2 separate regions of the Homo sapiens genome follow, and region 1 is linked to region 2. A link is a contact called in ENCODE Hi-C data. All regions are on one chromosome and are shown on one strand. The core of a region is the stretch at or near the end of the contact, and the rest is flanking DNA. Distances in the headings are between cores, read along the strand shown. Region 1 has its middle 190 kb from the start of LINC02521. Region 2 overlaps GMDS (GDP-mannose 4,6-dehydratase).

Region 1 (5,704 bases), core at 733-3,232, 220 kb after region 2:
TGCTAAGACAAAAATACCAACATTTCCCATAGGATTTAAACAAGACCCCATTCATAACATAATAGTCAAACTGTCTAGGACACAACCCAAAATTACTTGGCATGGGAAGAATTAGACAAATCTCAACTCAGATGGCAAAAAGCAATCAACAGACACTATTAAGATGACACAGACTTTGGAATTAAATGACAAAGATATTAGAGGCACTATTATTAATATTAAAATGTTCTAAAAAGCAATTGTGGACACTCTTAAAATAGATGGAAAGATAACTTTAGTTACCCCACTCTGCCGAACTAAAAAATAAAATAACTGGAATTTAAAAACAAACTCACTGGGTGAGCTTATTTTCCTTTGTTTTTAATGTATTTAACTGTAATTTTATAACTGATTTTTTAACAATTACATTTTTAACACCTGTTTGCCAATTCCTAAAAATTTAAAAACAGCTCTCATGAACTGGTACAAGCTAGTTTTATAACACAACTGACATCCACCATGAATGGTCTATTGTAATGAACAGTAAATATCCCACATTGCAGGACTCCTTAGAGAATTGAATATAGAAATAGACACTGTTAAACACCATGTGAGAGATGAACATGCATTTCTGAACATAGTTAACTTATGGTCCAGGGAAGATACTTTTGGAAATGTTGATGTAAATGAACAATTCAACACTAGGTGCTCTGATTCTTTTGACTACATTTTATTCTCTCTCTTGCTCCATAGCCACCTACACTCTTACTTTCACCCTGACAATCTGTTTTGCTGTCTTTGTCTTCTTTCTACCTCTCCCCTGAAACTCATCTCTTGGACAAAGGAAGCCCTCATTATTATTATTATTTCATAGACAGCAGCCAAGTTTAAAATCTGGACTTATGGGTAGGAATTTTGGAAAGGCTGTAATTTCTTTCTTAGTTGGTGAAAAGGGGCTTTTGCCATTATTCTTTCCCAGACTTCTTATAAGACTTACACCATCAAAATTGTCTCTCACAACATTCATACTCTTTGCAGCTTTTAAATCATAGAGAAGATGGAGACTGTCTGAGGAGCTTGGCCAGGCCAGCCTCTGGGATACCGTTTGACATCAGCTCCCTTTTTGGTGGTCATATGCATGTGATTTGTCCCCACATCCCCATCTGTGCTGACCTTCCTCCCACCACTTACTTACTGGGGCTCTCGGCCCTTGTTAACAAGAGTAGGAGCAGCCAAATAGTTAGGGATGATGTGATTTCCCCCTTCACTCTCAGATGGACGATAGATCACAGACTCGCTATCATCAGCATCCCTGGATCTCGTTTGGGAAACACTCCTTTTTATGACTTTAGACTACGTTTATGTCAATGAAAATCATCCCCAAGCTACAGGAATTTGACTCAATAGCTAATTTCTCTTAATTTGCCCACAGCTGTTTTACCTGTGTTGACAATTTTCCTAAAGAAAAATGTTACCCCTTGTGGAGTTAAAGCCTTTTTCAATTTTGCCAGCATGTCAGAAATAAATGGCGTGCTAGTGCAAAGTTGCTTTTCAGTGAACCATGATCTTGCCAAAGCTGCATGTCCTCCCACTACATCATGGCTGTGAAAGGGAACTTTTAAAGCAGGTGGTGCCTGAGGTTTAAGGCTGGCTGGAGACAAAAACAAATGGAGGAGGCAACTGTTTTGAAAAACTACAACTCCCGTGTGGAAGCCCCATTTGGGAATCAACGTTTTAACCTACAGTGGTTGAAATACTTAATTAGATTCAAAGTAGAAGCTGGCTGCCACAAGACACCATCTCACCATTCCTTTATGAGCCCTTTAAAGTTGTAACTCAAACTTTTGCAAGTCAGTTTTAAGGCAGATTTGTTGACACACTTGTGGATGGCCAAAGTCAGGCTGTTGGTTTGCTTATTCAAAAGAATGGAAATTGTCTCTATGTACACGGTAACAGGGCTGTGATTCATAATCACTGCCTCTCAATGTTATGCTTTATTTCTCTTCCAGAAATAGCAATACACTTTCTTTCTTTAGACATTCTAGGTGTTTTGGAATACATAGATTTGTTTACTTTTTTACTACTTCTAAGATTGCTGGTCTCATTAGTGGAATGAAGAAATTCAAGTTGAGTGTTATCCTTCCTTGCATCTCTAACTCCTGAGGCAGAGCTGGTTGGGCAAATGTCAGGAAGTGAATGAGTGAGTGATGATGGTAATGGGTGAAGTCGTGTTTATGGTCATATACAGGGCTGAGTACCAAAGGTCAACATTTCCTTTCAGTCAGTAATAGGCTCACTGCTGTTAGATAACAACTAATATTTTCAGGGGAAAAAAGTCAGCTTAGAAATGAAGATTTATCTTTCCCCACCCAATCCCAGAAAATGATTTTGTATTTATTTTGATCTAGGCCCATTGTTTTTGGCTGTGATTCAAGAAAAGTAGAACAACCCTCTTTCCAAGTGGGAATTTGGGGGCTGCTATCTTTCTCTATATTTTTAAATCCTCAAAATCAGTAGGGGTAATACTGCCCCCAGATGAATAAAAATTGGTTCTTAAGGGGTGTGTTTTAAAAATCCTTTTTATATATAAGTCACAGATATACATATATGTAGTACATAAACACTATATCTGTGATATTAGAATCATACGGGGGATTGATTAGGGAAGATGTCTAAAAAGGGTTCCTTGGCGGAGGGGTGGTAATGAGTAAAAGATTGAGAAACGCTGTTCTAAATGGTCACTTTTTTTATAACTTGCTATTTGTAACACTAAGCATAGTTTCAAAGTCCCTGATTCCATTTACTCATAAAGAGATCCCGTAGGTTGGACAGGGTAGAAATAACAGGTATATCAACTATTCCAATTATGTATTTGCTAATCTTTTTTTTCTTTTCTTTTCTTTTTTTTCTTTTGAGACAGTCCCAGCCTGGAGTGTGGCAGCACAACCTTGGCTCACTGCAACCTATGCCTCCTGGGTTCAAACGATTCTCCTGCCTCAGCCTCCCAAGTAGCTGGGACTACAGGCAAGTGCCACCACACCTGGCTAATTTTTTGTATTTTTAGTAGAGACGGGGTTTTATCTTGTTGACCAGGTTGGTCTCGAACTCCTGACCTCAAGAGATCTGCCTGCCTCAGCCTCCTGAAGTGTTGGGATTACAGGTGTGAGCTATGGCACCTGGCCTATTTGTCAATCTTAATGGCCAAAACGTAACTATGTTATTTCAAATAGCTTCAGTGTTGCTATTAATTTACAGATTTATATCATGCCTATGTTTACATTGGTATGTTAGCTACGTAAATATACTCCCATTACAATTAATAAAATTGATATAATCTTTTTGAGGAAGAAAGAATTTTTAAGAAAGAATGATCATTCATTTTAGACAATATTTGGCCCAACACAATAATAGATAGTTAATTTGTGATCAGTTAATAATTAAGTTCTCTTTATTATAAAAATGTCATGCTGACATATGTGATTAAAACTTCTTGGATAGAATCTATTGCTGCTGTTATTGCTGAGGTAAGAACTAAGGGAAATCTTCCCTTTCATGTGTAAAGAGTTATATCCCCTTTTAATCTGTGATATCAGCATTTGTCCAAAAGCAGTTCTGTTTTCCAAAGATGATCATCCAGGCTAGGCATTAGAAAAACAGAAAAATCTATTAAAAAGAAAACATAAATCTGAGCTGTGTATTTGAAATAAAGAAGCTAGCACTTTCCAAAGTAAATGAAACAGGGTTTATCTTATTTTTCTCAGAAAAGGAAGGTTTGAAGCTAACCCATTTATGATTTCAAAGTCATGAACGGATTGGTGAAATAGTGATGGATCCAGTGTATATTTTATAGTAGCATGGAATTTAAAAAATAGGAACTCCTACAATATTATTTCATCCAAAGCATAATAAATAGAGAGAGTAGGGTCATTGGAGTCGATGATTTAAACAAATACCGTAGCTCAAGAGGCACCTAACATTGTGTGGAAAAAGTTGAAAAATGGCATTCGTCTGCTGGTGTTTTAAACACACTCCTCCTTCACGATTAACATGAAGATAAACCAAGTGAGGCCAGCTTTGCATTTTTCTTTTGGGTCAAAGGAAGTCACTAAGATATAATTTCATGTCCTACTCTGAAAATTTGGGGCTTAGTGTTATCATGATTTAGGCCATGTTTTTCATGGATTATACTGAGAAAGAAAAGTTGCTACAGTGCTCAGACCATTTAATTCCTTAGGAAAGTAACGTGATAGTTTCTCATGCCTCACATGAAGTCCACGCTGGGGAAAGGTGACCTTCTGAGTGCAAACCCCGTCCTGAGGTGTGGGGTCTTAAGGTGCCCATACTATTCAGTTTGCGAGTAGGGAGAGTAGATGCTAAGTTAGTTGTTAAGTGAATAAATCAGACTGTGAACTTCTCTTGGACAGGAACTGTGATTTTCTTGATGTAAAGGGGCATCAAGAAGGAGGAGGAGCTGGGCACGGTGGCTCATGCCTGTAATCCCAGCACTTTGGGAGGCCGAGGTGGGCGGATCACGAGGTCTGGAGATCGAGACAATCCTGATTAACACGGTGAAACCCCATCTCTACTAAAAATACAAAAAATTAGCTGGGCGTGGTGGCGGGCGCCTGTAGTCCCAGCTACTCGGGAGGCTGAGGCAGGAGAATAGCTTGAACCCGGGAGGTGGAGCTTGCAGTGAGCCGAGATTGCACTACTGCACTCCAGCCTGGGTGACAGAGCAAGACTCTGTCTCAAAAAAAAAAAAAGGAAGGAGGAGGAAAATATGCTGTTAGGTTGGTGGAAAAGTAATTGAGGTTTTTGCCATTTAAAAGTAATGGCAAAAGTTTTAATGGCAAAAACCGCAATTACTTATGATCTATAGACAGGAGATGAGGCGAACAAAGTTCACATCCTTCAAAGTCATCCTAGAGTCATTCCAGAGGGCTGTAGACTTTGGCCCAAACCTTTAAACCTGCCTCAGTTTCTATTTATGTCAGATAAAACTTACTTCTGTGCCATCTTTTTCTTTCAGGAAATGATTGATCCAGAAGGGTTTTGCAAATGACTTAATAGCTTTTAGACTTGTTTCTTTGTCAATAAATGGGGACACCAATAGTTACTTTCATGTTTCTTCATAAAACATGTAGAACGTGCTCAGCATATAGTGGGTGATCATGTAAGTAGGAACTCTCTATTAGGGTTCAACTGAAACCAAAAGTTGCTGTGTGAAGATAGAATTGAGACCACCCATGTCAACATGATTTGTTTGTTCATGGGACACTTTGCCCAGGGGAGATAAGGTTGAAAATCAAAAATTATTTTCACTGTTTGCTTCAGGAAATTTCTTCAGTCAATTTATTGGAGAAAATAGCCTGCTCACCAAGGCAAACAGCTTGCTTATTTAAAAAACAGTGAACTTACCCACACTCACTTCGAGACAGTCATTTTGATGCATCCACCAATCCCAAATGCCCAGTCCCTATCATTCCTTACCTTGGAATACCTGCCTTAAACAACTCGAGCCCAGAGCCCAAAGTCAGAAGGCTCCACTGCTGGCTTTGTTCTTCTGAGACTCTGCTAAGATTCCGTTAAGGTGATGTTGTCTCTTCCTGCAATGAGCTCAAATAAACTTAATTTTGCTTAATTAGCAGTTAATTGACTGGTGACATTTTGGGGGATTCAACAATAATAATTATACACTGGGTTTTGATCTCTTCATTGTATCACG
Region 2 (5,123 bases), core at 2,531-5,030:
CAAAATAATGAAAAGCAACAATGTTTCAGTCTAGGCTCCCCTGCATGGAGGTGATTAGCTGGAAGCGACTAGTATGCTGAAGTCTGATAATGACAGCTTTTACACACTGTCACCAAATTACGATGCAAATTCTATGGAAATCATTAGACCAGCACTCACTGTAAGAAGTATGATCTGGGATTGAGTTTTGGAGCTTCTCAGAGGTTTACTCCGATCCTGTCAATCTGACTGCAGAGCTGCTTTCCCTAGGCGTCTAAAATGCTCTCCTGGGGTTAGAGACCACACCCTGGTGCAGTGAATGGGATTCCTCCAATTCCAAATGGCTCCAAAACCTCTGCTTTCTCCCTCAACTGCTTCCATTCTCACTGCTTATCTCCGACCCTTTGGCCCAAATGTCTCCATTCATTCGGTGCCTCATTACACAATTATTGGGTACTCATCAGGTGCTTAAGCACTGGTGAATGTAAACAATAGAAGCTTGGTCCTTGAGGCATACTGATTCTGTTAGGCAATTTAAGAATACTCACAGCAAAGGGGGAATACTGTAATAGACGCAATTACCAGCCAATTAGGAACAAAAAAAGGAAATGCTGTACTAAGAAATGCTGTGCTGCTTGAGAAGGTCAGGGCAGGCTGAGAGTGGAGCACAGGATGAGTGGCAGGTTTCCAGGCGGTCAGTAGGCACCACAGTAGGTGTGGGGGAAATCTGGACAGATACAAACACGAGCAACATTGAGAAAGACAGTGAGGCAGTTAATTTTGTGTGCTAACTAGGATATGCCAACCAGACTTGGTCAAACACCTGCCTAGATGTTGCTCTGAAGGCTATTTTTTAGATGTGATTAACATTTAAATCAGTACACTGAGTAATACTCCCTACAATGTGAGTGGGCTTCATCCACTCAAAGACATTACCCAGGAGGAACAACTAATTCTGCCTCCAAGCGGCCTAGATGTTGGACTGGAGCTGCAACATCAACTCTTTCCTGTGTCTCTAGCTTGCCAGCCAGCCCTGCAAATCTCAGACTTGCCAGCCCCCACAATGACATGAACCAATTCCTTCAAATCAATCAATCAATCAATCAATCAATCAATAGCGCGCTCTCTCTCTCTCTATATATATATACACACATATATATATATCCATATCCATCCATCCCACTGGTTCTGTTTCTCCAGAGAACCATGACTAATGTGGATATGGTGAATTCAAGAAACTATCCGTACAAAATGGCTGGGTTACAAAACACACACAAGCCAGGGGGCATGTGGTGCAAAGGCAGGAAAGTGCTAGTCACAAAGGCACTGGGACACTGGAGAGTTTACACTCCCCCCAGGGCAAGAGAGAGCCACCAATAGTTTAAGCTGAGGAGCGACCATCTGACATGATCAGATGGTCACTCCAGCTAAAACTCACTGGCAGCAAATGAATGGAAAAAAAAAAGACTGGAAGCAGAAGACCAGGTAGGAGGTTACTATAACAGCCCAGGCAGGACAAGGTAACTGATGTGGGCAAGGAAAGGACAAGAGATGACACCGCTACCAAAGCTATGCTAGTGGGGTAAAATCAGCAGGACCTGCTGGTGAAGACATGAGGAGTGAGGGGAAAGGAGGACGATAGGATGACTCCAAGATTTCTGACTTTGGCTCCCAAATGGATTGTGGTCCTGCTTTGAAATAGGGTGGGGAAAAACACAGAGATGATAGAAGGGAGGGACATGTGGAGTAGGAGATGTCTATGAAATACCTACATGGAAATGTTGAGGCATTTGGAACTCAGGGTCTGGAACTCAGGAAACAAATCTGGACTGGAGACAAGGCTTTGGGATTCACAAGGGAAGAGTGACTGCAGTTGTAGACATAGAAAGTGAACAAAGTAGGAGAGAGTCAGGAATGGTATGTTAAGACACACTAACCTGCAAGGGTGGGCAGAACAATGCACTGACAAAGAGGTACAAGGAAAACCAGCAGAGGAGGGAAAATCAAGAGGAAAAGTGACAGTGATAACACACGCCAACAAAGCAAGTAAGACAAGGACTGAAGTTGCAGGGTTTAGCCGTGAAAGGTAATTTAGAAGATCTTATATAACAACAGTTTAGGGTAGGATGGGGAAAGCAACCAAATATAATGAGTTGAACAGTCCTTAAGAGATAAGAAAATGGACATAGTGACTGAAGCCACTGGGCTGTGAAACAAAGGCTGGGGGAATAATGAGAAAGATACTGACAGCCCGTTGTGGAACCCTAGAAATTATCCACCCTTATTGACACAGGTGTTGGGTTACTGTGCTTCATCTTTAATTCAGCTCTGTTGCAGGGATCCCTAATGCAGAACACTGACCACAGGGCCACAATGACTTCTGGACATTAGACTCAGACAACTTGGCATTTTCAGTTTGGTGATGATGTTGGAAACTGTTTTCAATTTGCAACCTAATTGCTTCCCAAATAAAGATCTCAATGATGCTTCTCATAGGAGAAATACATATATTCTAAAGAGTGCACTGAGTAGTTTTTAGCTATTTTACATATAATTTTATAGTTATAGGAGCGAAGATCAGTGATCAGAAATATTTTATGTACAAGTTTGGTATTATGTCTCAGAGAAAAAAAATCATAAGTATAGCATTTGTTAATGAACACCAAGTACCTTCATAAAAACATGTTTATTTGAACATGCAAATAAGAGTTAGTTGTTTACTCTCATCAAAATTATAGCGTGTCTTCAGGAAAAGAATTCTAGGTCAAAGCAGACTAATGTTCAGGACAGCCAAGAGTAAAACATTAATGAATATTTATTAATATTATGTGCCAGACACTGTGTCCTTCAACCCTCACCTATGGCTAGTACCATTATCCTCACTTTACAAAAGAGAAAACTGAGGCACAGAGAGGCTGAATAATTACTTGAAAGTCACAGAACTGAGAACTGGCAGAGAGGAGATTTGAACGCACGTACGTCCACACGATGTCAGACGCTACCTGAGATGAACAGTAAGCCTTGGCCGGGCATGGTGGCTCAGGCCTGTAACCTCAGCACTTTGGGAAGCCGAGGTGGGTGGATCGCTTGGGCCCAGGAATTCAAGACCAGCCTGGGCAACATGGTGAAACCTCGTTTCTATAAAAAATACAAAAAAAAAAAAAAATTAGCTGGGCATGGTAGTGCACAACTGTGGTCCCAGCTACTCGGGAGGCTGAGGCAGAAGTATTGTCTGAGCTGGGGAGGTCAAGGCTTCAGTAAGCCAAGACTGCACCACCGCACTCCATCCTGAGTAACCAAGCAAGACCCTGTCTCAATAAATAAACAAACAAACAAATAAATAAGCCTTTATCCTATGATCTCATTAAAGACAGAGGTGCCCCCTAACTTGCCCTTTAACTTGCAGTCTTGATCCCTGCAACAAAGCTGAACTAAAGATGAAGTGCAATACCAAACTGCTCCCTAACTTGTACCTTCTCCTGCTCCTATGCCACAGCTCTCTTCCATAAGTTCATTCTGAAGAGTCCTAGGCTGTTCTATGCAAATGACGAATCATTTGCCAACCCTTAGATTTTCCGGCTTGCATCCGGATCAGTGTGTTGGCTGTAAACCAACCAACACAGATGATCAATATTACAGCACAAAGGAAGTAAAAAGCCTTTGTGATTATCCAGTAAGCTAGGGATCAGAAAAGAATGATTGCAAAATCCTAACGTACAGTAGAATAAGGAAATGTTTCCAGGTATTTGTCAGAAAAGGGCCAGCTTCCATCTGGACCATGACCTACAAACAACATTAATGCTCCTAACAGAACTATTTAAATAAGATTCCACTGTTTGTTCTCTGAAATCTCCTGGGACACAATGACTACCTAGAAGGTAATCAGACCTCGACCACAGGAGAGCCAAGGACTGCCATTCCAGCTTTCCTGCCATTCTCACTTCCTGGCAGGTGAACTCTGCTCCCATTCCAGCCCCTGAAAGCCTAACCTAAGAAAAGAAAAAAAGAGAGAGGAATAGAAAAGAAAAAACTGTGAAAAGAAAGAAATGAAATAGAGGCAGAAAACAAAGAGGAGGGAGAAAGGAAACAATTACACTAGAGGTAGTTTCTGCTAGACCAACACTGAGCCAGGCCATCCCAGTTTTCACTCTCTTCTGGACACTCACCAACAATATACTTTAATTTTGTCAAAACTGCCTTTGGGTGAGGCATCCTGATTCCTGGGTAGAAATAACATGAAACCCGTGAAGTCAGAGACTCTTCTATAGTAGAGACCCAGAATGCAGTTCACTAATTTTGAAAGAATTTGTCAGAGCTGTAGGAGACCTGTGAGATCATGATTGCTGTTCCCATCTAAGAGTTAGATTCTGCCTATGATAACTGTCCATAAGGGCAACATTCCAACTAAATTTTCGCATTACTGTGTGCTACAATTAATTTTTTTAATCCAGTTAATAAAGTGCTTTCACAGAGTATATCATTAACAAAAGTTAATCGATAAATACTCCAGAGCAATAGCCCCAACAACAGAGATATTATAACCCTCCTATCAGAATACACAGAAATGGAATATGAGTATCTGGAAATGCAAACTTCAGCAAACATCACAGGAATTTTTTTAAGTGTTTGCATATAACATGTCAAAAACTAATGAACTCTGATTCTACTAGCATTTACTCTCCTAAATTCTATCACTCAAAATAATATGAAACCATTAAAAACACCTAACATGTGAACTAAAATATACACACAAATGTCTATGACAATCATAATAGGAGGTGCTAAGCTGGTTAACTAACAAGATCTCTTGAGGCTGGGATTTTCCTCACCCTAGACCCCCAGATGCATTCATCCCTGGAGTCCCTCGTACTCAATCAGTACTTGATGACTCTGAAAGAATCATCCAGGAATGATTCCAGATGGAATTTAAGTTCCATATCCAACTCAAGGCCAGTAACATTTGCTGAAAAGCAGTGAAGTCAATCAGTAACAAGTTAGTCAAAACAATGAAGAAAAGATAATGCAGGCAGTAATTACTTCTGAGTGGTGGGATTGCGGGTGTTGTTTTTTTTCCCCCTGAAACTTTATATCCTCCTATACTTCCAATTTTTCAATAGTGAACATTATTTTTACTATTCTGAATA

The links. Hi-C counts contacts between places; a loop is a spot of excess contacts on that map. Pooled maps may share reads with other maps.
Region 1: a loop to region 2 is called in a map of aorta, with 2.3 times the contacts of the local background. The contact joins two enhancer-like sites. A Hi-C loop is called at or near these places in 3 of 168 maps with a recorded cell type or tissue (HepG2, Panc1 and aorta), 2 of 37 single-sample maps with no recorded cell type and 3 of 50 pooled maps.

What each region holds. Positions count from the first base shown.
Region 1 is chr6:2,440,174-2,445,877 of GRCh38, forward strand. No RefSeq gene overlaps it. Among named protein-coding and RNA genes, the nearest start is that of LINC02521, 190 kb to the right of the region's middle. Within about 2 kb of position 1,983, at least 2 of the 41 ENCODE cell types and tissues checked have a DNase peak (open chromatin) inside an H3K27ac peak, as active enhancers do.
Region 2 is chr6:2,222,036-2,227,158 of GRCh38, forward strand. The region is part of intron 1 of GMDS (GDP-mannose 4,6-dehydratase); the gene reads right to left. Among named protein-coding and RNA genes, the nearest start is that of GMDS, 21 kb to the right of the region's middle. RefSeq lists an enhancer at 143-760 and a silencer at 4,720-5,014. Within about 2 kb of position 3,781, at least 5 of the 41 ENCODE cell types and tissues checked have a DNase peak (open chromatin) inside an H3K27ac peak, as active enhancers do.